Regions from separate parts of the Homo sapiens genome. Here region 2 is linked to region 1. The links are chromatin loops, found by intact Hi-C in ENCODE. Cell type or tissue: IMR-90. All regions are shown on one strand. Each heading gives the region's core, and the rest is flanking DNA. Links, peaks and the distances in the headings are about the cores only.

Region 1 (10,875 bases), core at 8,162-10,661:
CATTTTACAGAGTGCTGATTGGCGCGTTTAGAATCTTCTAGTTAGGCAGAAAAGTTCTCCAAGTCCCCACTCGATCTGGGAAGTCCAGCTGGCTTCACCCCTCAATATGATAGTGTGAAGCACAGGTTAAACATTCACTATATGCTAAATGGTATTATTAATAAAATCAAGTTTCTTAATGTCTTACATTAAGTTGATTTTCTCAGTAGTTTTGTCACACTATAACATTAAAGTTGCATCTTCCAGGGTTTTAGATCATAGCATATTTTACTCAGTAGGTTCTTTTTACATTTGGATCTTTTGTTATTTGAATGCGAATGAGGATGATCATTCATATGTATGTCTGTGTGTATACATGTTACACAGAGACAGTCCCATTATTTGCTTACCCCTCTATGTGCTGTTATACTTTACCTCTGCCAACATAAAAGTGGTCTTTTCCACATAGGAAATTTTAGGAGTGCTATGCCCATATTCTCACCCATGAGTCACAGACAGAACTAGGACTTCGAGAGGTCATCTCTCATTCAGGTATTCTCTGATAAGTCACTCAGTGCCTAACACATCTATGACAAATGGTTTCCTGGCTTCCACAGTTTCTTCAAATCCTTTAACAAATATTTGGAGGCTAAGACTGCAGGCTAGTCAGTAAAGATGCACAAGGATTTCTTGTGCATCTGATTCCTTGTGCACTGATGACTCCTAAGAGGTCATCAGTTCTGGTTGCCATCCTGAATATTCCAGACTATTTCTGATTTTAAGTACACTGTCCTAATATTATTAAATACTCTATCTTTTGCAGAGCCCTCAGGCAAGGGGAGGCTGTTTTCTGTAGCCAGAAGAAGGGTGCTGCTTCTACTGGCTCAGAGGGTTCAAGAGAATTTGAAATTCAAAATTCTTATGTCCATTCACTCAGGGTCGCAGGATCCCCACTCTTTTCCTGTTAGGGGATTGGCTTTGACATAGGACACTTGTCAAACTCTATTCAGTCTCCTTTGCAGCTCTGATATTCTTACAGTTGGATCTAGGCCTGATTTTCAATATTGCCTTTGTGGCTGGAGAATATAGGGGTCTCTTTAAATGGTGCCATGGAGGTCTTGGGGTATTCATATTGTGCCTTGAATTGACAGGCTGACTTGAGCTTGTCATTTTTATTTTGCCAAGGCATCTAAACAAGTTAACAAAAGCTAGCCATCTCCAAAGCTATATAATTATTATTACGTACTTTTAAAGTGCCATGGCTACCAAACGACTCAATACTTCTGTTTCCATCTGTACCTCATTCCTTTCCATATGTAAGAATCTTAGTAGCTGCTATGTTACTATATGCCAGGGCTTATCACTACCCAACTCTATTGATGCCAGCATGCTGACTGGACCTGGAAAGTAGGAAGTGTCACGTATTCTAGATGTCCTAGTAAGACATCTAGGTGCTAGAGGATAGGAGATGCCCCTATTAAGTGTTTAGAAGTATAGTTGTCAGAGGTGTTTAAATCAGAGTGACCCCATCTTGTAAAGAGGCTAGGTAAAATAAGGCTGAGACCTGCTGGGCTGCATTACCAGGAGGTTAGGCATTCTAAGTCACAGGATGAGATAGGAGGCCACACAAGACACAGGTCATAAAGACCTTGCTGATAAAACAGGTTGCAGTAAAGAAGCCAGCCAAAACCCACCAAAACCAAGATGGGGATGAAAGTGACCTCTGGTCATCCTTACTGCTCATTATATGCTAATTATAGTGCATTAGCATGCTAAAAGACACTCCCACCATGACAGCTGACAAATGCCATGGTAATATCAGGAAGTTACCCTATTTGGTCTAAAACGGGGAGGAACCCTCAGTTCCGGGAATTGCCTGCCCCTTTCCTGGAAAACTCATGAATAAGCCAACACTTGTTTAGCATATACTCAAGAAATAACTCTAAGTATCCTTAGTGGAGAAGCCCAAGCCACTGCTCTGCATATGGAGTAGCCATTGTTTATTCTTTTCTTTCTTTTTTTTGAGACGAGTCTCACTCTGTCGCCCTGGCTGGAGGGCAGTGGCATGATCTCAGGTTTCGGCAACGTCTGCCTCCTGGGTTCTAGTGATTCTCCTGCCTCAGCCTCCTGAGTAGCTGGGATTACAGGCATGCGCCACCATGCCCTGCTAATTTTTGTGTTTTTTTAAAGTAGAGATGGGGTTTCACCATGTTAGCCAGGCTGGTCTCAAACTCCTGGCCTCAAGTGATCCACCTGCCTCAGCCTCCCAAAGTGCTGAGATTACAGGCACCAGCCACCGCACCTGGCCTATTTCTTTACTTTCTTTTTTTTTTTTTTTTTCTGAGACAGAGTTTCGCTCAGTCACCCAGGCTGGAGTGCAGTGGCGCGATCTTGGCTCACTGCAACCTCCACCTCCCGGGTTCATGCCATTCTCCTGCCTCAGCTTCCTGAGTGGCGGGAACTACAGGCGCCCACCACCACGCCCGGCTAATTTTTTGTATTTTTAGTAGAGACAGGGTTTCATGTGTTAGCCAGGTTGGTCTCGATCTCCTGACCTCGTGATCTGCCCGCCTCGGCCTCCCAAAGTGCAGGGATTACAGGCATGAGCCACTGCGCCCGGCCCCTTTACTTTCTTAATAAAACTTGCTTTCACTTTACGGATTCACCCAAATTCTTTCTTGTGTGAGATCCAAGAATCCTATCTTGGGGTCTGGATCAGGACCCCCTTCTGGTAACAGTAATCTGTAGATCTCTAAGGTATGGGCGATTTGGTGCACCTTGCAACTATCCCCACTCACAGCACTTGGAGCAATACTTTTTTACATTTTGGAAGCAGCATATATCATATTTGGGAATATCTCTCCAATTCATTTCTACTAACAAAAAGCCTGGATCCTTTCCTCCTACTGTGAATTGTAACTAAAAATAAAATCCTAAACCCCTCCCAACTGAATGGACCCCCTCTTGACCAAGGGGACCCCAAAAAAATCTTATAAACTAAATCCCCAGCCATGATGTGTAGGGAGGTTGGACACACCGCATTATACCCCTTCCTTTTTGGAGTTTAGTCACAACTGACCATTATTATGTTAACATAAGGTAACAAAATGGACTCTTTGTGACAATAAGATACCAAATTATAAACAGGATCTAAAGCCATGCCAGACAAGGGTTAAGTCACACAACCCTGCAGGTCACTCTGACCCAGTGTAATATTGGTTGACAGACTTCTTTATTTTAACTTAAAACATTCTTTCTGCTGACTCTAAATTTTTAGACAAAGCTTCACTTCCTTAATCAATTGTAAATTAGAGAATCTGTGAATCTACCTATAGCCAGTAAGCCCCCTCTTTAAACATCCTGCCTCTTCAAAACATCCTGCCTTTTCAGGCGAAATAAATGTATACCATCCACATATTGATTTATGTCTCTGCTTGTAACTCCTGCCTCCCTCAAACTTATTAAACAAAACTGTAATTCAATTGCCCACTGGCACACGTTTGCAGGACCTCTTGAGATGCATTTCCCAGACCAAGGTCATTCATTGGTTCAAAATAAACCTTTTAAAAATGTTTTACAGAGTCTGACTTTTCCATTAACAGAATTAATAAAATGGCATTCTGATTTATAAATTAATCTCTTATTACCCTGACTTAATCTTACTCAAAATCCAAACAACTCTGAGTAAAGGAAAACAATTAAAGTTTGTTAACTTTTAAAGGACCAACTGCTGAATCATGTGTTCTCTGAAAAGTTCAGCCATCTCAGTGAGCAAAAAACAAAAGGATTTTTAATAAAAACTTCTTTCTTTCTTACTTACAGTCTACAGTCTTTATTTGGGTCTTCTAAAAACTGTAAAAATAGATCATCATCCTAGGTTTTGAGAAGAACTGATAATTACTCTATATCTCCTTAAATTAATCATCTCCCCGCCATCCCAGCTTTTTTTTTTTTCTTGAGACAGGGTCTTACTCTGTCATCCAGGCTGGAGTGCAGTGGCTTGATCATGGCTCACTGTAGCCTTGACCTTCCAGGCTCAAATAATCCTTCCACCACAGCCTCCCAAGTAGCTGGGACCATAGGTGCGCACCACCATTCCTGCCTATGTTGTTTTTTTAGTCTAGGTTTAGTGAAAAGATTACCCTATAGGCTTCTGATTCTGCCTATTAACTAGTTGCATAATGTTGAATAAGTTATTGTAACCTCTCTAAATCTCAGTCCTAAAATAATGGAGATAATAATAAGTATGATTATTAAATGAGAAACATTTCATGGAAATTATTTCATGCAAGTATTTTATGTCATCACAAATTATTTGATTATCTGGTTTTATTTCTACTGACAGAGCAAAACATGATAGAATTAAAATTTTTTTTTTACCCCGAAAACCTCATAAACTAGGATCAGGAATGTGTGCTATAACAGAGGAATAAGTATTAGCAAATGTTTGGCTATGACTTCTTAGGAGGCTAAAGGCCAGAACAGAGCCTTCTGTGCACTACAGGCTGGTACTACCACTTTATTAAGGTTTTTAATTCTCTTTAGAGATGACTACAGGTTCTAAGAGCCACCAAATAAACCATTCATGAACCTATCTAGGGTTAATTACTCAACAGTCACCAAGCCTAAAGGTATGACCTTCAAATGACTGTAAAGGCCATACAAAAGAAACTCAGAGTGGAAAAAGGGAAAACTCTCCACTTGAATCTTTGTAAGTAAACATTACAGGATGAACTCAGTTATTCCAAAGAATGATGCAAACAGTGCCACTGTGGATTGAGTTTTCCCCTACAATGGGATGACGCCTATTTATTTGTTTTGTCATTAGGTCTGGATCTCCCTTTGTTTTCTGACTATGTTGAAAAACACTAAGAAACATTTCAGAAAACACTTTCACTTATTTGAAACTAAGATGAATAAAACTAGAGACGCATTAAGTGCAACCATGATTTAACAGAGAACCATAAAAGTTTTAGTGGTTTACCTGGAATTCAGGCAAATTTATTAAACATAGTTTTCACTATTACCCTGTTTTAAAAATATAGCCCAACTCAATTCTTTCCTTTTCAATTACATATTTCAAGTACAGATTGCTCTGGGAGTTTGATTTCTGTAAGCTGAACCTGTTAAGTCACTTGTCTTTGCAGGTTTTATAAAGAAACAAAAAAATCTACTCAAAAAACATAAAGCTGTCTAGGTTTGGAGTAAGACAATTCAGCTATATCTGCCAGGAAAGCTCCTTTTTTTCCAGATTCCAATGCAGTTTTTAACATTAACATACCCAAGTTTGTTTTCTATGAATTTCTGTGTTTTATGACATGAATAATAACATGGCTAGATTCTTATTTGGTAGATTAACCAACCCTGAAGGACTGCTTGGAGTGGCACAATCATGTTATCTGGCTGTCTTTCAGCCTCTGTTAAAGTCCATAATGAAATTTTATTTGACAAAATCACTTCTGAAACCCAGTGTGCTATTTAAAAAACCTTCATGGTTTACCCTTTTCTTTCCATACTACCAAAGTGGCTTAGATCACATTTTATCCATATATTGTATAAGTATTTATGCTATGTACATGGAAGATACATAGAATTAAGTATTACAATATTTTGTTTGACCATTGAGTCTAACTCCTAAATTTTATAAATGGGGAAACTTAGGTCCCCAGAGTCAGAAAGACAGTTAATGGCATGGCCAAATCCTAGGGACCCGGGTCTGCTGATTCCGTTTTGTCTCATTAACATCATTCACATGAGCCCAGGAAAGATTAAATAAATTCTGGTGATCTACTTCTTCTTTAAATGAAAAGAGAGATAATTAAAGGGATATACTTAGAAGACAGTAAAACCCTTTTATGGTATCTCTTTAGAAGTAACTGCTACATACCAAAGTATAGTTTTGTTTTAAACATAACAAAAGAAATTAATCAATTTATGTTACTTGTACATACAGTATTTCGGGCATATCATCTATCTGCTATATTGGAGAGAGTTATAATATCCACTCTGGGTTGAAGCCAACTTTACAAAGTAGAAGTGGCAAAGGGATTGGAACTCTGGTCAGTCTGGCTCCCAAGTCCATTTTGTTCATATCAGCTCCCTCTCATTGGGCATACTGTTGTCAGGCTAATTTGCATATTGTTATTAGATTAATTTTGTCCATATATCATCTTCATCATTTTGTCATCACAATCAAAATCTTTTAATAGTTACTGTTTCCATGTCAAGTCTAAACTCATCTGCCTGGTTCTCATGACTAGGCCCTACTTTTACCACTCAATAATGCCTCCTACTCTCTGGTCATAACCGTTACATATATATGTCCCAATTCAAATATAAAACTTATTGAGGGCTAGGTACAATACTACTTTAGGTGTTCTATAAATTTCTGTTGAGGACAAAAAGCTTAATTTGAATCAGAGATCCTGCCTTAATGAAAACTTCAAAGTTACTTGGAGCCATAAGAATAGTTTTAGATAGCATTTCCAAGAAATATGTGACACTGCTTTCAGCTATCATTACAAACATTAATTTAAACTTTAAGAACATATGTGGTGGGGAAAAATGTTTGACTATGTCCACTAATATTTGCTGAAGTCTCAGAAAGTATCAAAATCATTATTCTCTTTCACTTTTACTTCTGACTCCTGAGCATGAAAACATCTGATCCCTAATCACGGTACTTCTCTGGGAAATATTTGTTGCTTCTAGTCACCTAGACTCCTTATCTTGGTATCCAATCCTCTTCACATTGTTTCCAATCTAGCTCTCAAGTCAAATATCTTACCACTGTCCATATTCTGGGCCACACTGAACTTTTTACCATTATTTCTAAACTATGTCAGTCCCTTTCTGAGCTCTGTGCCTTTGTATAAGCAATTCGAATTTTATCAGTTTGTTTTTTATTTTTTTTCTTCTGCACCTGGAAAGCTCCTACTCATTCTTCAAGACCTAGTTTAAATTTCACCTCCTTTGAGAAGTCTTTGGGGACTTCTTCAGGCAAAGTTAATTGCTGTCATCTATTGTATGACTGTCTTTCCAAATAAATAGTAAGCTGCAGGGCATAAGGTATATCGTCTTACTGCTTTTTATATTCTCAGCACCTGGCACAGAGTAGAAACTCATTGAATGCTGAATGAATGGAAGAATATCTTGGTAATATATTAAAGCAGACTTGTCTTCCCAATTAAATACAGTCATTTATAATTTTCCTTTAGCCATAAAGTAATAGATAGTAACACTGAGTGTTACCTGGAAATTTTCAAGGTCTGTATAAGTAGTTTGGTTTAAATAAATATCTAAGGTGATCCATAACTGCTTAGAAATGATTTTTAAAATACCTTTCTATAACCCCTTAGGCATATTAAAATTTCTATATTTTATTCTTCTCTAGAAAGAAATAAACATTTAGGAAGCAATTTATAAAACAGAAGCAGCTTACTTTATTTCGATCTTGTACAACCAGTATTTTTCTAGTACTTTCATCAAATACAGCTCCTATTAGGGGAAAAAGAAAAGATAATTGAGAAATATTAATTTCATTCACCTTAATCTCCTCCCACACTCTCTATCTGTGGTGATAAAAATTCTACCCATACTTGAAGCCTTGGTTCAAATACAGGTTGAGTATTCCTTATCTAAAATGTTTCAGAGCAGAAGTGTTAGATTTTTCTGGATTTTGGAATATTTTCATATACATAATGAGGTATCCTGGGGATAGGACCCAAGTTTAAACATGAAATTCATTTATGTTTCATATACACCTTATACTCATAGCCTGAAGGCAATTTTATACAATATTTTAAATAATATTGTGCATGAAAACAGTTTTGACTGCATTTTGACTGTGACTTGTCACATGAGGTCAGGTATGGAATTTTCCACTAGTGGCATCATGCCAGTGCTCAAATACTTTTGGATTTTGCAGCATTTTGGATCTTAGATTTGTAGATTGGGGATGGTCAAGCTGTACCACCACCTCATCCATGAAGACACTAAGTGCCTGTCTTAGTCCATTTGGGCTGCTATAACAAAATAACCACAGACTGGATAGTTTATAAACAACAAACTTATTTCTCACAGTTCTAGAAGCTAGGAAGTCCAAGATCAAGGTGCTGGCAGATTCAGTGTCTAATAAGGGCTCATTCTTTACAGACGATGCCTTCTAGCCCTGTCCTCACATAGTGAAAGGGGCAAACAAGCTCCTGTAGGCCTCTTTCATAAGGACACTAATCCCATTCATGGGAGCTCTGCCCTCATGATCTAGTCACCTCCCAAAGGCCCCACCTCTTAATACCATCACATTGGGGATCAGGTTTCAACATATGAATTTTAGGGGGAACAAACATTCAGACAACAGATGTGCTTACAATATTTATTGAATAAATGAATTGACTTCTCATTTTTATTCCTTGAATCACTATGCATACAACACAGGCTGTGCCCCCTGATGATCCAAATCTCAAATATCTCAATATTCATTTCAAGACCTTTCTGAAGCCAATTAAATTTTCTTATTATGTATATACACAACTTTATAATCTACTAATATACTGCTTTGGAAGAGTTCTTTGTTTTATATATGTTTTAAGTTCTAGTTCATTTTTTTTTGTTTATTCATTCATCATACACATTGCATATTCTCTCTTTCTTTTTAAAAATATTTCCCTTTGGGCAATCTTGGGTCAAAAATACAAATGACGTATTAGTGATTTTTATTATGATCTTTTAGATGTTATGATTTAAACATTACTTGTATTTAAATAATGTGGGATGACATTTTTTAAAAGATACTTTCTACATATTTGTCCATGCTTTCAGTATTAACTGAGTTCCTCTATATAATGTACATAGATCCTGTGCATATTAATTGAGCTCCTACTATGTGCCAGGCACTTTTCTAGGTGCTACAGATACAGTGGTGAACAACACAAATGAAACTCCCTATCCTTATGGGGTTCACATTCTGGTATGTGTGTGGGGAGGCGCCAAAACAAACAAAAAATAAATTATATAGAATATTAGAAGGTGATAAATGCTATGTAGAATATAGAGAAGGAATAAATATGTGTAACATGGGGAAAAGTAATTGAAATGCAATTGAAATGAAAACACCACACTTGACTATTTTAAAGCAGGAAGGAAAATCACCAAGTGAGATATAATTAACATTAATGTTGGCTTCTATTAGAAAATGTAAGCTATAATTTAACTGGACTTTACAAGAGGTAGACTGCCAAAGAAATGCCAAGGAAACTTACTCTTAAATTTTAATAATTTGTGGTTACTCAAATTGAACTTGTCCCTAATGAATTCACTGTAAACATGAGCACAGTATCAGAGACAAAACCAGCACCACTAAAGCACAATTTGAGCGACCTCTGCTGGTCACAACATAAAAATTATTATTATGATTAGGCACTGTGCTTCAACGTACATTAGCTCAGGTATAAGTCACAATAATCCTGTGAGTGATATGAGTGTCTGGCTTCATATAGCTCTAACTGGTAGAACTGGGACTGATAGCCAGTCTGTCTGGATTCTAGGCAGGCACACTCTTCTCACTGTGCAATGCTGCCCCTCAACAATACTGAAACTTCTCTCTCAGAAGACTCACATTTCCATCCCATTCATTAAAAAAATATTGAATATCTACTTTATGTCACTCGCTGTCTTTAGCTTGAGGATATCGTGGTGACCAAGACAGATAAAATATCTGCCTTTATGGAGTTTATATTATTGTGGGGGAGATTAAGTGATACAATATAATTAATTTACATACATGATATAATAGAGTTTCAGACTGTGATAAATGCCATAAAGAAACATAGAGCTGGATAAAGGGACAAGGAATGATGGCACTAGTGTGCAGGGAGAAGTCACTTCTAACAGAAGGGTCAGGGGCTTTTCTGAGAAGGAGACACTTGAGCAGAAACTTCGGCTATGAAGAACTAGATAAAGAAAGTTCTGGAGAAGCATGCTGCAGGAAGAGGAGCCAGTAGATGTCAAGGCTCTGAGTCAGACACAAGCTTGCTAAGTTTGAAAAGCAAAAGAAAGCAATGGCTCCAGCTATTCCAGCCACATCTGCCTTCGGTAGTTTATAACAAATGCCAATTATTTTTCTTTCCACCTAAAAACTCTGCACCCCAGCCTGGGCAACATGGCGAAACCCTATCTTTGCAAAAAATACAACAATTAGCCTAGCATGGTGGCGCATGCCTGTAGTCCCAGCTACTTGGGAGGCTAAGGCAGGAGGATCACTTGAGCTAAAGAGGTGGAGGTCGGAATGAGCCCAGATCATGACACTGCATTCCAGCCTGGGTGACAAAGTGAGACCCTGCCTCAAAAAAAAAAAAAAAAAAAAAAAAAAAAACAACTCTGCACCTTTCCAGAACAATTTCTTACATTACCTCGTCCACACCCCCAACAGTGGCTTCAAATCCTAGTTAGTGTTCAAGATTGGTCAAGTTCTGCATCTCTTATTCTTTGAACTGCTCTGACACTCTAAACTATAATGTACAATATACAATATAGTACTTAGTTATCAACAGGCCCTTCATAGGATACTCTTTTTGCATATATTACCAATTCTGTAGTAATAACTGGGAACTCTTAAGAGTCTGTGCCCGTGAATGATAATTATTTGCATAACTTTCCATTGAAGTGTGAGGCTGTCACTAAATTATTGAGTAGAATCTTTTGAAATAGAGCTGAACGGAGAGTTTCTGAATGTCTACTTGCTACAGGGAAGTAAGACAGGGACAGAGAAGACATCATTAGGCATTCTTGAACAACTCCTTGAAAAGCCTTGAAAAGCAAACTACCTTAAAAACTCTTGTAAATTATATAAAGGCAAATAAAATTATTAATTAAATAACTAATATGCTTCATTGCTTT
Region 2 (10,875 bases), core at 4,771-7,270, 310 kb before region 1:
TAAGAAAAAAAAAAAGCCGGGCATGGTGGCTCACACGCCTGTAGTCCCATCTGCTCGGGAGGCTGAGGCAGAAGAATCGCTTGAACCTGAGAGGCAGAGGTTACAGTGAGCCAAGATCATGCCACTGCACTCCAGCCTGGGCAACAGAGCAAGACTTTGTTCAAAAAAAAAAATTAATTAGCTGCATCCCACAATTTTGATATGTTGTGTTTGTATTATTACTAATTCAAAATATTTTCTAGTATCTTTTGCGATTTCTTCTTTGACTCATGGGTTATTTAGAAATCTATTTCTTAATTTCCAAATACTTAGGACTTATCTAGCTATCTTATTATTAATGATTTCTAATTTAATTTCATCGTGGTAATAAAACACATACTTTGAGATTTTGAAATTTATTGAGTTTTATTTTACGGCTGAGAATATGACCTGTCTTGCTGGTCATATTCTTGAATGTTCTATGTGCAATTATAAAGAATGTTTACATTGAAGTTGTTGTTAGTGTTCCATAAATAGTAGTTAGAGCAAGTTGTTTGATAGTTGTATTAGTCCATTCCTGTGTCACTATAAAGAAATACCTGAGGCTGGGTCATTTATAAAGAAAAGAGGTTTAATTGACTTACAGTTCTACAGGCTGTACAGTGCTGGCATTTGCTTCTGGTGAGGGCCTCAGGAAGCTTACAAGCATGGCAGAAGGTGAAGTGGGAGTAAGCACGTCACATGGTGAGCGAGGAAGCAAGAGAGCAAGGGGAGAGGTGCAACACATTTTTAAATAACCAGATACCGTGTGAACTAACTGAGCAAGAACTCATTTATCACCAAGGGGATGGTGCTAAACCATTCATGAGGGATCTGCTTCCATGAGCCAGTCATCTCCACCAGGCCCCACCTCCAACATTGGGAACCATATTTCAACATGAGATTTGGAGGGGACAAACATCTGAACCATATCATCAGTGATATTCAAATATTCTGTATACTCGGTGATTTTTTTTTTTTTTTGTCTAGTTGGTCTACAAATTACTGAGGGAGGTGTGTTAAAAATTGCCAATTATAACTGTGGATTTGGTTATTTGTTCCTTTAGTTTTTTCAGTATTTGCTTCATGTATTTTGAAGCTCTGTGTTAGACGCATACACACTTATAATTGTAACTTATTCCTGATGAAATGATTCATTTATCATTATGAAATGTTCAATGTGCATCTCTTTCACTGGTACTACTTCTTGCTTTGAAGTGTATTTTATCTGATATTAACATTAGAACACACCTTCTAATACTTAATATTTTTATCACATATCTTTTTCTGTTCCTTTAAACCTACCTATGATTTTATATTGAAAGTGTGTCTCTTGTAGAAAGCATATAGCTGTGTTTTGTATTTTTACAAAGTCTGTTTCTGCTTTTTAATAGTGTTTAGTCCATTTTCATTTAATATTATTAGTTATATGGTTGGATTGAAGTCTATCATTTTCCTGTGTGTTTTCTCTTCATCCCGTCTGCTTTTTATTCTTGTGTTTCTTCTTTCCTGCCTTCTTTGGGTTAATTGAATATCTTTATTATTATATTTTAATTTCCCTCATATTTAAGTATTCCCTCCTTTTTTTTTTTTTTTTTTTTGAGACAGAGTCTTGCTCTGTCGCCCGGGCTGGAGTACAGTGGCATGATCTCATCTCACTGCAACCTCCACCTCCTGGGTTCAAGAGATTCTCTTGCCTCAGCCTCCCGAGTAGCTGAGATTACAGGCACCCACACCATGCCCAGCTAATTTTTGTACTTTTAGTAGAGACGGGGTTTCACCATGCTGGCCAGACTGGTCTCGAACTCCTGACCTCAAGTGGTCCACCCGCCTCGGCCTCCCATAGTGCTGGGATTACAGGCGTGAGCCACCATGCCCGGCCTGGTATTCCTTTTTTAATCCTTTTGAGCTACTACTAGGATTATGATATAAATTTTTAATTCATCATAGTCTGTGTAGTGTTAATTTGTACCACTTCATGTTAAATTTAAGAATCCTAAACAATGTAATTTAATTTACCACTACTCCATCTTGTGTGCTGTTATTATAGATTTTTTATAATCTCCACAAGAAGATGTTATAATTTTAATTTTTGGCATTAAACAGTTACTTGTCTTTGAAGGAAATTAAGAGAAGAAAAATGATATCATTCAATATTTACCCATATATCAACTATTTCTATTATTCTTTATTTTTTCTTGTATATCTGAATTTCTTCTGAGATCAGATGCCATTGGGCATGGTCAGGGTGGTATGGCCATAGACAAATTTCTATCTGCTATTATTTCCTTTAGTTTGAAGGATTTCCTTTAATAGTTTTTGTAGGAAATCTATTCGCTTTTAAAACTTTTTTTGAAAATACATTTGTTTTGCCGAATTTTTGAAGGATATTTTTATTGAATATAGAATTTGGGGTTTAGTTTCTTTAAGGCATGCTAAGGATGTTTTTTCATTGTCATCTTTTTAAATGTTTTATTAATATCTCAAATTTGTTTTATCAGTTTTTTCATTTTCTTCTGTCTTTGTTTCTGATGAGAAGTCAGATATCATTCTCGTCATCTTTTTCCCGTAAATAAGGCATCTTTTTTTCTCTTCTGGATGCTTTAAATTTTTTTCAATTTTCCATTGGTTTTACCAGTTTAACTATGGTAGGCATCATCTTCTTTGCATTTATACTGCTTGAGATCCTCTAAGGTGCTTAGGTCCACATGTTAATGTTTTTTACCCAATTTGGAAAATTTTTGGCCACCATTTTTATAGATTTTTTCTGCTTCATTATCTCCCTTGTTTCCCTCTGGGACTCCAATTTCACATTTTAGACCAATTGATGTTATTCTATGTCCCCAAGGTTCTAACCACTCTTCAACTTTCATTCTCTGTGTTCTTCAAATGGGAATGTTCAAATATATGTGTACAAGTCCACTGACCCTTTATTCTGCTATATTCAACCAATTAAGTCCATCCAGTGGTTTTTTTACTTCTGATATTATACTCCTTGGTTTTATAATTACCACTGCTTTTATAATTTCTGTGTTTCCTAAGACTCTCATCTATTCACTCACTATAACCATTTTTCCTTTAAGCCCTTGAGCACATTTATAACAGTTGCTTTAAAGTTATTGTCTGCCAATACCAATCTTTGGATTATCCTGGGGTATGTTTCTCTTAAGTGCTTTCTATACTCATATTTTCCTATTTCTTTGTGTGCCTATTATTTTTTGTATACTGATGTTATGCATGATACATTGTAGAGACTGCAATCTGTTATCTTTCTCTAGAGATGATGCTATTTGTTGTAGTAGGCATTTAAATTACTGGCTCATCACTTGAATTTGTGGAGGCATGATTTCACATTTTTGTTAGGATATGTTTGTTTTTGTTTTGCTTTTAGTCTTAGGATTAATTCCTATATCTTGACTGCTAAGGACTAGCCTCTGTGAGGTTTCAATGGAAAGCCCAAGGTGTTTACCAAGTCTCTCTGACTTGATGGGAACTATATGCCAGCTCTATCTATACTGAAGTGAATACCAGCTGAAATCTCTGCTGAGCCTTTTAGATAGTGCTGTCCATTGGGCTCCTGAAGTCTCTCTTGTCCATGCACAGTTCAGGGACTGTTCAAGGATTTGAGGCAGTTTATAGGCAGGTTTAGAGGCTCCCTACTCCAACTTTCTCCCTCAATTTCCAGCTACTCTGCCACCCCAAACTGTGTTCTCTGATCCTGCAAATCAATACACTGAAAACTTCTGCTTGAGTTCTGGTTTCCCTACATCTCATGGATTGGAGAGAGCCCCCAAGGCAAAAGTCATCTAAATGTAGCTCTCACTCGTTATGATTTTCTTCTTTCAGTAATCAAACTCTCTTCACTTTTTGCCTACTTTTCACTGTTCTTGGTGGGTGAATTATAAATAGTGGCTTTTCATATTTTATTTGAGGCTTATCATTGTTATTTGTGGGATAGTTGGTCTAAACTACTTGACCATTACCAGAATCAGAGCTTTCCCATAGTATTTCTTTTAGAGATGGGTTTCGCTATGTTGCCCAGGCTGAACTTGAATTCCTGGGCTCAAGCAATCCTCCAGTCTTAGCCTCCTGAGTACCTGGGACTACAGGCGTCCACCACCACACCTAGATACCCATAGTAGTGAACATTCACCTATCACAGAGTGTACCACACTGTGCTGTAATTATGAATTTTAATTGTTATGTCTCCCCCACTAGACTCTAAATCCTTTCCAGCAAGATCTATTTTCTGTAGTAGATTCCAGACCAGAAAAAATATAGGATATTACACCAAATTCTGTATGTTTTAATATGTTACCAATCCGTGCTTGACAAAGTGATGTTTTCTGATTGTCAAAGGAACATAAACAGTACAAACAACTGTGGGATCTCAGAATGTTTTACTCAGTGTAACTCTTCTACATGATTAGGGACTTTTCTGCCATTTTCATGGTAATGTAGCCTTACTACAAAGCATGTATTCAGGGAGTGGACTCTGTATCTGGCTCTGTAACCTGCAAGAAGCCAGCCTACTACTGCTAAGACCTAATGCTCTAAGTTGACTAGTAGGCTTCATAAACTGACCGGGCTCATTTTACAAAGAGTGGGAAGGGGATTCTACATTCTTATTTTCTACAGTTGGTTAGCCAGAGAGGATACTCCTAGAGGGGGGTTACACCTTAATTTCATTTAACTAGGGGTTTGGTGAGGATCTGAATACCATCATTCTTTTATAAAAGTTGTGTGGAAGATAATTTAAAGTGTGGAATTGAGGAGTCTATGAATTCAGCACTCTTCAATTGTAAGTGACAGAAATACAATTGAAACAGGCTTAAATATAAAAGAGGATTTTTTTTTCTTTTTGGCTCACATAAATAGGTTAATGGTGAACCTTCAGGCACAATCTATCTCCCTTTCTCTTACTCGGCTTTTGTCTGGAGTCGGAAGGCATTCCCCAGAGAATGATAAAGATGGCCACTGGTACTCTAGCCCAAATCTCATCAGCTTAGCAACCCCAGTAAGAAAATAATATCTCTCTCTAAATAATTACAAGAAATAGTACAGAAAGTCTTCCCATTGCTCTAGCTTGTGTTATGTACTCACACCTGGAGCTGGGGATGGAGTGAGACCAACCCCAGTTGACCACATAGGCTGATAGTTGAGCAATGAGGGATTTGCAAAGAAAAAGAGGGATTCTGATAATGGAAGAAGGAGGATAGATGTTAGGCAGACAAAAACAAAGGGTTTTGGTTTTTTGTTGCTTTTCAACAGAGAAAAAGAAGTTACAACATTAAATGTAGAAGCAACAGAGGCTAGACTAGAAGTGAGCAGAATCAAGGGATAAAAGACACTAAATAACGCAGAAGTAGTTAAAACATTCAGACTATATTGAGGAAACATATATTACGCAGAAAATAATGATAAACTTTTGGAAGAAGGAAGTGTGATCAAAGGCAGCTGTAAAAGAAGATTTAATTTATGTGTTTAATTAAAATGCTGCAACCTCAAATCTTCTGTGGCAAACACTGGGAACATTTTTTTAAATGACTTCTTCAATTATTAAGAAACTGTGTATTAAAATACAGTTCAATGAGGCCAAGGTTGTAGAAAGGAGGTTCTCACATGGGCTATTTGTCATGAAAGAAATTCCCTAAGTGGGATGAGGTGGGAATTCAGCACAAGCTATTGTCACTACAGGCAAAATAAGTCTGAAAACAAGCTTCTACATTGTTGAATGTGTAAACACTTTATAAGACATTTTCCCATACCTTATTCCATTTTATCTTTGTGAACATTCTATGATCTTAGAGAGGCTGAATTATTACAGCTGTTTCACAGATGAGGAAATCTGCAGCATGTTTCTGGCTTCTTCACAAATGAAGGATAAAGCATAACAATTTCCCAGTTAAAGAACTAAAGAGAACCCCGACTAGATTAAGGTCACGTTACCAAGAGCCAGTGACCAGGCATTCTGCCAGTTTCAGGATCCTGCGAGCTCCCTTCTCTGCTGTTTCTGTGTGAGCAGGTCCATCCCGAAAGGTATGTCACAGCATGTTTCAAACAGTCCTGTTCTTCACACTTAAGTTCTGTGGGTCCAAGAAGAAATGATTTTCCTGGCCCTGAGGCTCCTTTTAGAACTGATTTAGGTAGCGGAAATCTTTGTAAAGTCCAGGATAGAAAAAGTTGAGAATTTTTTTTAGAATTTACATTGTTTGCTTTTCGCCGGGTACGGGGTGACAAGGTCCTGATGTTCTTAGAACTGGGTGTCTGTATGTATTTGCGTTGTTTCAATAGGTGGCAGCATGTCCTCTTCTTTAAAAGGTATCTTTTTAAAAGGACATAGTGAAAGCTTCTGTTGGGAAATGAAAAAGTGACAATAAGAGAGGCAAATAGGAAATGTTCCCTGTGACACACGGTACATATATTGCTCATAGTCACAACTCAAGTCATTTAACAGGTTTTGATCCATCAGTAATAACTTTAGAACAAAAGTTGTATCATGGCACTTCTACTTCAAACTATAATGCCACTTAGGTCTCTCCTCACTGGGGACTCAGTATATTGGAAAAGTTTTGGGTAAGCAATGTGAAGCACTTTCCCACACGCCATTTTGTCAATGATTCTGTTTCCATTTTGGCCGCACCCTTTCGTTGTCTACCTTCTTCAGTGTGAGCAGCTCCAATCTCTCTTCTCCCTTCAGGATGGATTTATTAATCAACAGGTGTAAATATTTTAATTCTATTCGCAATGGAGTTTCTCCCGAAGGGACCCTCCAAGGAATGTTTTGTTCTCACTGGGTCAAACAAGAAAGGGAGAGGCTTACTAGAAGCTTAGAACCTGACAACTGCCCTATGTTCCAATAATATTGAAAGAAGTTAGCCAGCTTGCTTTAGGCAGACAGTAAGGGAAGGGTCCCCTAGAATCTCTGACCCGTCCTACAAGTGTTTATACCAGATGTTTTGCGCAGATAAGGGAGCTTGCCTAAACATGCCTGCGGTGGAAAATTCCATTCCTTAACACAAGTGCAGTAAGGGAAACAAATCAATATGGAGCGGCTCAGTCTAAGGGCCCGAATGCGCACTGCAAGGAAGGGGTAGAGCCTCCAGGAATTCATGCCTTAAGCTGGGATATTTAACTGTGAAGGAGGCAACCGGATTTCAGGACCCCTCTCTTTGCTGAGAGCTTTCCTTTTGCTTAATAAATTCTACTCCGCTCACTCTCTTGGTTCGGTGCACCTAATTTTTCCTGGTTGTGAGAAAAGAAGCCAGACCTAGCTGAGCTAAGGAGCAAAAATCCTGCATTAATATAAATATCCCTATCTGGGAGAATTTATTCAGTTTGTGGCATGGAAGTGATGGCTGCCCTGGGGTAGGGGTTGGTTGGTCAGGAGGAAGTAGCAGGTCCTCTTGGTATGTAGGATGTAGGGTACACATCAGTAGTGTCATATTCTCTCACTTGAGCACTCGCTCTTCGTGCTGCAACTGTATTCATCTCCGTAAACTGGACTCCTTTAGGTTAAATGGGCTTAAAGATAAATTGTGACCAAAAAAAGAAATAATCTATATAAAATATATATAATAAATATATGTAATTATACATAATTTTACATGAACAAATATATCCTAACTTTCCTGAAACTCCCTCTATTATGACAATATAATTTATCTTTGCCTTAAGCCCTCCTATTTTAAAAATAAACTTTTTAAAGGAAAAAAATGCACTCCACCTGCCCAGATCTCCTTGGATTCTTTTTATCAGCTCTGTATGCTCATCCCCCAATCTTCTGCATGCTTTGATACCAGCTTGTGTTTGGGACACTCAGAGGATTGCCCTCTCTTTATTATGCAATTGGTATGCACTGGAGCAGCCTCTTCAGAATTCTGAAGCTTGGTAGAGGTGAGTGGCTAGTGTGGGAGGACAAAAAGCCCAGCCCCTTTGCCTCCAAGCACAGCTGACAACTCCGCAGGGTAATTTATGCCCTGAGGATCCCACAGGATCAGGCTGAACCTGGGGAGTCACCTAAAATCATGCCCTGGCTTGGCTTTCCCCTTCCCTATCCTGCTTTTCTCACTCAATTACTGATTTATCTGGGAGCGTCTCCTTAGTAAATCACAGGCACCTGAATCCTTAACTCATCACCTACTTACCTATGATGTGTGAGGAACGTAGGGCTGGGCAACATGGTGAAACCCCGTCTCTACTAAAAATACAAAAATTAGCTCCACATGGTGGCACTCATCTGTAGTCCCAGCTTCTTGGGAGACTGAGGCAGGAGAATCACTTGAACATGGGAGGTGTAGGTTGCAGTGAGCTGAGATCACATCACTGTACTCCAGCCTAGGTGATGGAGCAAGACCATGTCTCAAGAAAAAAAAAAAAAAAAAAAAAAGATTATAGGGGAAAGAACACATATACATATACACACACACAAACACACACAAAAAAACCCTTTCCTCCCCAAACTGACCACTTCTCGGCCATCTCTCACCAGGAAGATGGTGACGTGATCAGCACTAGTTTTAAAAAAATCTTAAAGTTGTTCTTGTTGACTGAAGTACCACAACTTAGAATCCTGTGGCAACTTCTGGGCTTTTACCTCACTCTCTTCCCAGTTATCACCTAGCCAATTGTTTTCCCTCTCCATAGCCTTCTCCAGCTTCTGCTGTGTGTCATTTATCAGATAGAACTTTTTAAAAAACACTTTTCCATCATTTATTTTCAATTTTTTATTGAAATATAACATACATAGAGAAAAAAATGGTATTAATCATAAGTATACAACTCAACAAATACCATCTTATAGGTCAAGAAATACAACATTACTAGTACCCCAGAAGCACCCGTTTATACTCTCTCTCAACTTATTGATGTGTTCAATTCCATTATATGATTGTTCCACAGTATTTCATTTTGAGAGAAGGTAGAACTCTTTTAGAGACTCATAAATGAACGTATAGATGCTTCGAATTTTCTATTTTTGTAAAGGGGGAGGAGATATAATATGGAAGGGTGTTCGTTGTATGATTGGATATTTTATTTGCCAGAAGAATTCTAGACAATACAAACCCAGAAGTTTTCTATAGAAAAATATTTTTGCTAAAATTTTAATGATAAGTGGAAGAACGTTTCCATTTTTATCTTTCAAGTTTCATACTGCTGAAGTCCAGTTTCAAAAATAAAGAAGAGGTGTGGTTACATCTGATAAGAGAATGGGGGAATATTTGCAGAAGATACAAGATAGATAATAGGAAGAAGTTATAAGGGAAAAAATCAATAGCACACAAATTGCATAATAAATAGAAGGCAAATTGTGTGTTAGGAATGAAAACGCTGTGGGAGACCTTCATTGCAGAACCCACCAATTCTTTCTGCAAATATTTAATGAGTTTTTTCAATGTTCAGGACATTGGTCTAATAGCCAGACATACAGCAGTGAATAAAAAAGACAAAAATTCCTGTCCACATGGAACTTATATTCTAGTGGAAGACAGAGACTATAAACACGTAAATGGTTAAAATATATGTGTCCAGGGTGGTAAGTGCTATGAAGAAAAATAAAGCAGAGGTATTTGGGCAATTTAAAGTAAGGTGGTAGTGAGGCAAGACCTGGTGGAGAAGATGATATTTGAGTAAAGTCATAAAGGAGGTGAGGGAATGGGCCACATGGACATTTGGCAGGAGAGCATCCAAACAGAGGAAATAAAAAGTGCAAATGCCTTAGGAGAGAGTGTTCCTGTAATGCTGGAGAACAGAAAGAGCGCCAATGTGGCTGGAGTCAAGTAAAAAGAGTGAAAACAAGGTTAGAGAGGCTGGAGGTGGAAGAGATGTGACCAAGTAACCCTTGTAGGACTCAGGTTTTACTCTGAATTATATGGGAAGTGTTGGAAGATTTTGAGCTGAGAGGTGGCATACTCTGATTGGTTTTTAAAGGGACCATTCAAGTTGTTTTGTTGCAGATAGATTTTGGTGAGGGGCAAGGACAAAAGCAGGAAAACTATTTGGGAAGGTGACCTGGTTTGAATCTGTGTCTGCACCAAATCTCATATTGCATTGTAATCCCCAGCTGGGGGTGGGGCCTGGTGGGAGGTAACTGGATCGTGGGGGCGGAGTTCTCATGAATGATTTAGCATCATCCCCCGCTTGGTACTGTATGCTCCCCCTGCCCGCTCCTCCTGCTCCAGCCATGTGAAGATGCCTGCTTTGGCTTTGCCTTCCACCATGAGTAAAAGCTCCCTGAAGCCTCCCCAGAAGCAGATGCAGCCATGCTTGTATGGCCTGTGGAGCCATGAGCCAATTAAACCTCTTTTCTTATAAATTACCCAGCCTCAGGCATTTCTTTAAAGCAATGTGAGAACAGACTAATACAGAAGATATTACAGTCATCTGAGTGAAGGATTATGGTGGCACCAACAAAGTAGAAACTGGAGGTGGTGAGAGAGGATTTTAGAGATACTTTGAAAACAGAACTGACTGGCTTTGGTGAGAATTTGATTCAGCATGTAAGAGGGAGATGTCAAGAAATACATCAATGAATAAATCATGTGTTTTGTGTTTAGTTCAATTTAATTTTGCCAACATTTGTTTTCTACTATATGTTATTTACTGTGTATGAGGCACTGTGCTTGCCTCATATACAGTAATTTCTCTTTCCATTTCTCTGGAAAGAGAAACTGACATATAAATAAATAAATCTGCATATACTATATTAAGTCTAATAATCAAAGTATGCTCAAGTTCTGAAAGTGGGAAGGGGTCAACACTGTCACAGAAATACAGTAAGATGGCAATGGAAATCCTTTGAGAAGAATGATGACTAAGTTGAATATTGATGGACATCTGAGTGTTTTCTTTTTCAGG

What was found. A loop is a pair of places that touch in the nucleus more often than their neighbours do. Peaks named below come from ENCODE experiments on the same cell type or tissue, not always from the same donor. Only the 100,000 strongest peaks of a DNase experiment are listed, where the experiment ranks them.
Region 2: a loop joins it to region 1, with 7 times the contacts of the local background. A loop is called at or near these places in 41 of 110 quality-filtered maps.

The regions. Positions count from the first base shown.
Region 1 is chr4:122,905,148-122,916,022 of GRCh38, forward strand. It overlaps NUDT6 (nudix hydrolase 6), which reads right to left. Exons shown (of 5, transcript NM_007083.5): 3 at 7,421-7,476. Among named protein-coding and RNA genes, the nearest start is that of NUDT6, 12 kb to the right of the region's middle. RefSeq lists an enhancer at 1,667-1,961. In IMR-90, for the core only: a CTCF peak has its summit at 9,343 (motif pointing left); DNase peaks (open chromatin) are centred at 9,344 and 9,994; H3K4me3 peaks cover 150 bases; H3K27ac peaks cover 219 bases.
Region 2 is chr4:122,596,439-122,607,313 of GRCh38, forward strand. No RefSeq gene overlaps it. Among named protein-coding and RNA genes, the nearest start is that of IL21-AS1, 17 kb to the right of the region's middle. In IMR-90, for the core only: a CTCF peak has its summit at 6,308; no DNase peak of the experiment used is centred there; H3K27me3 peaks cover 162 bases.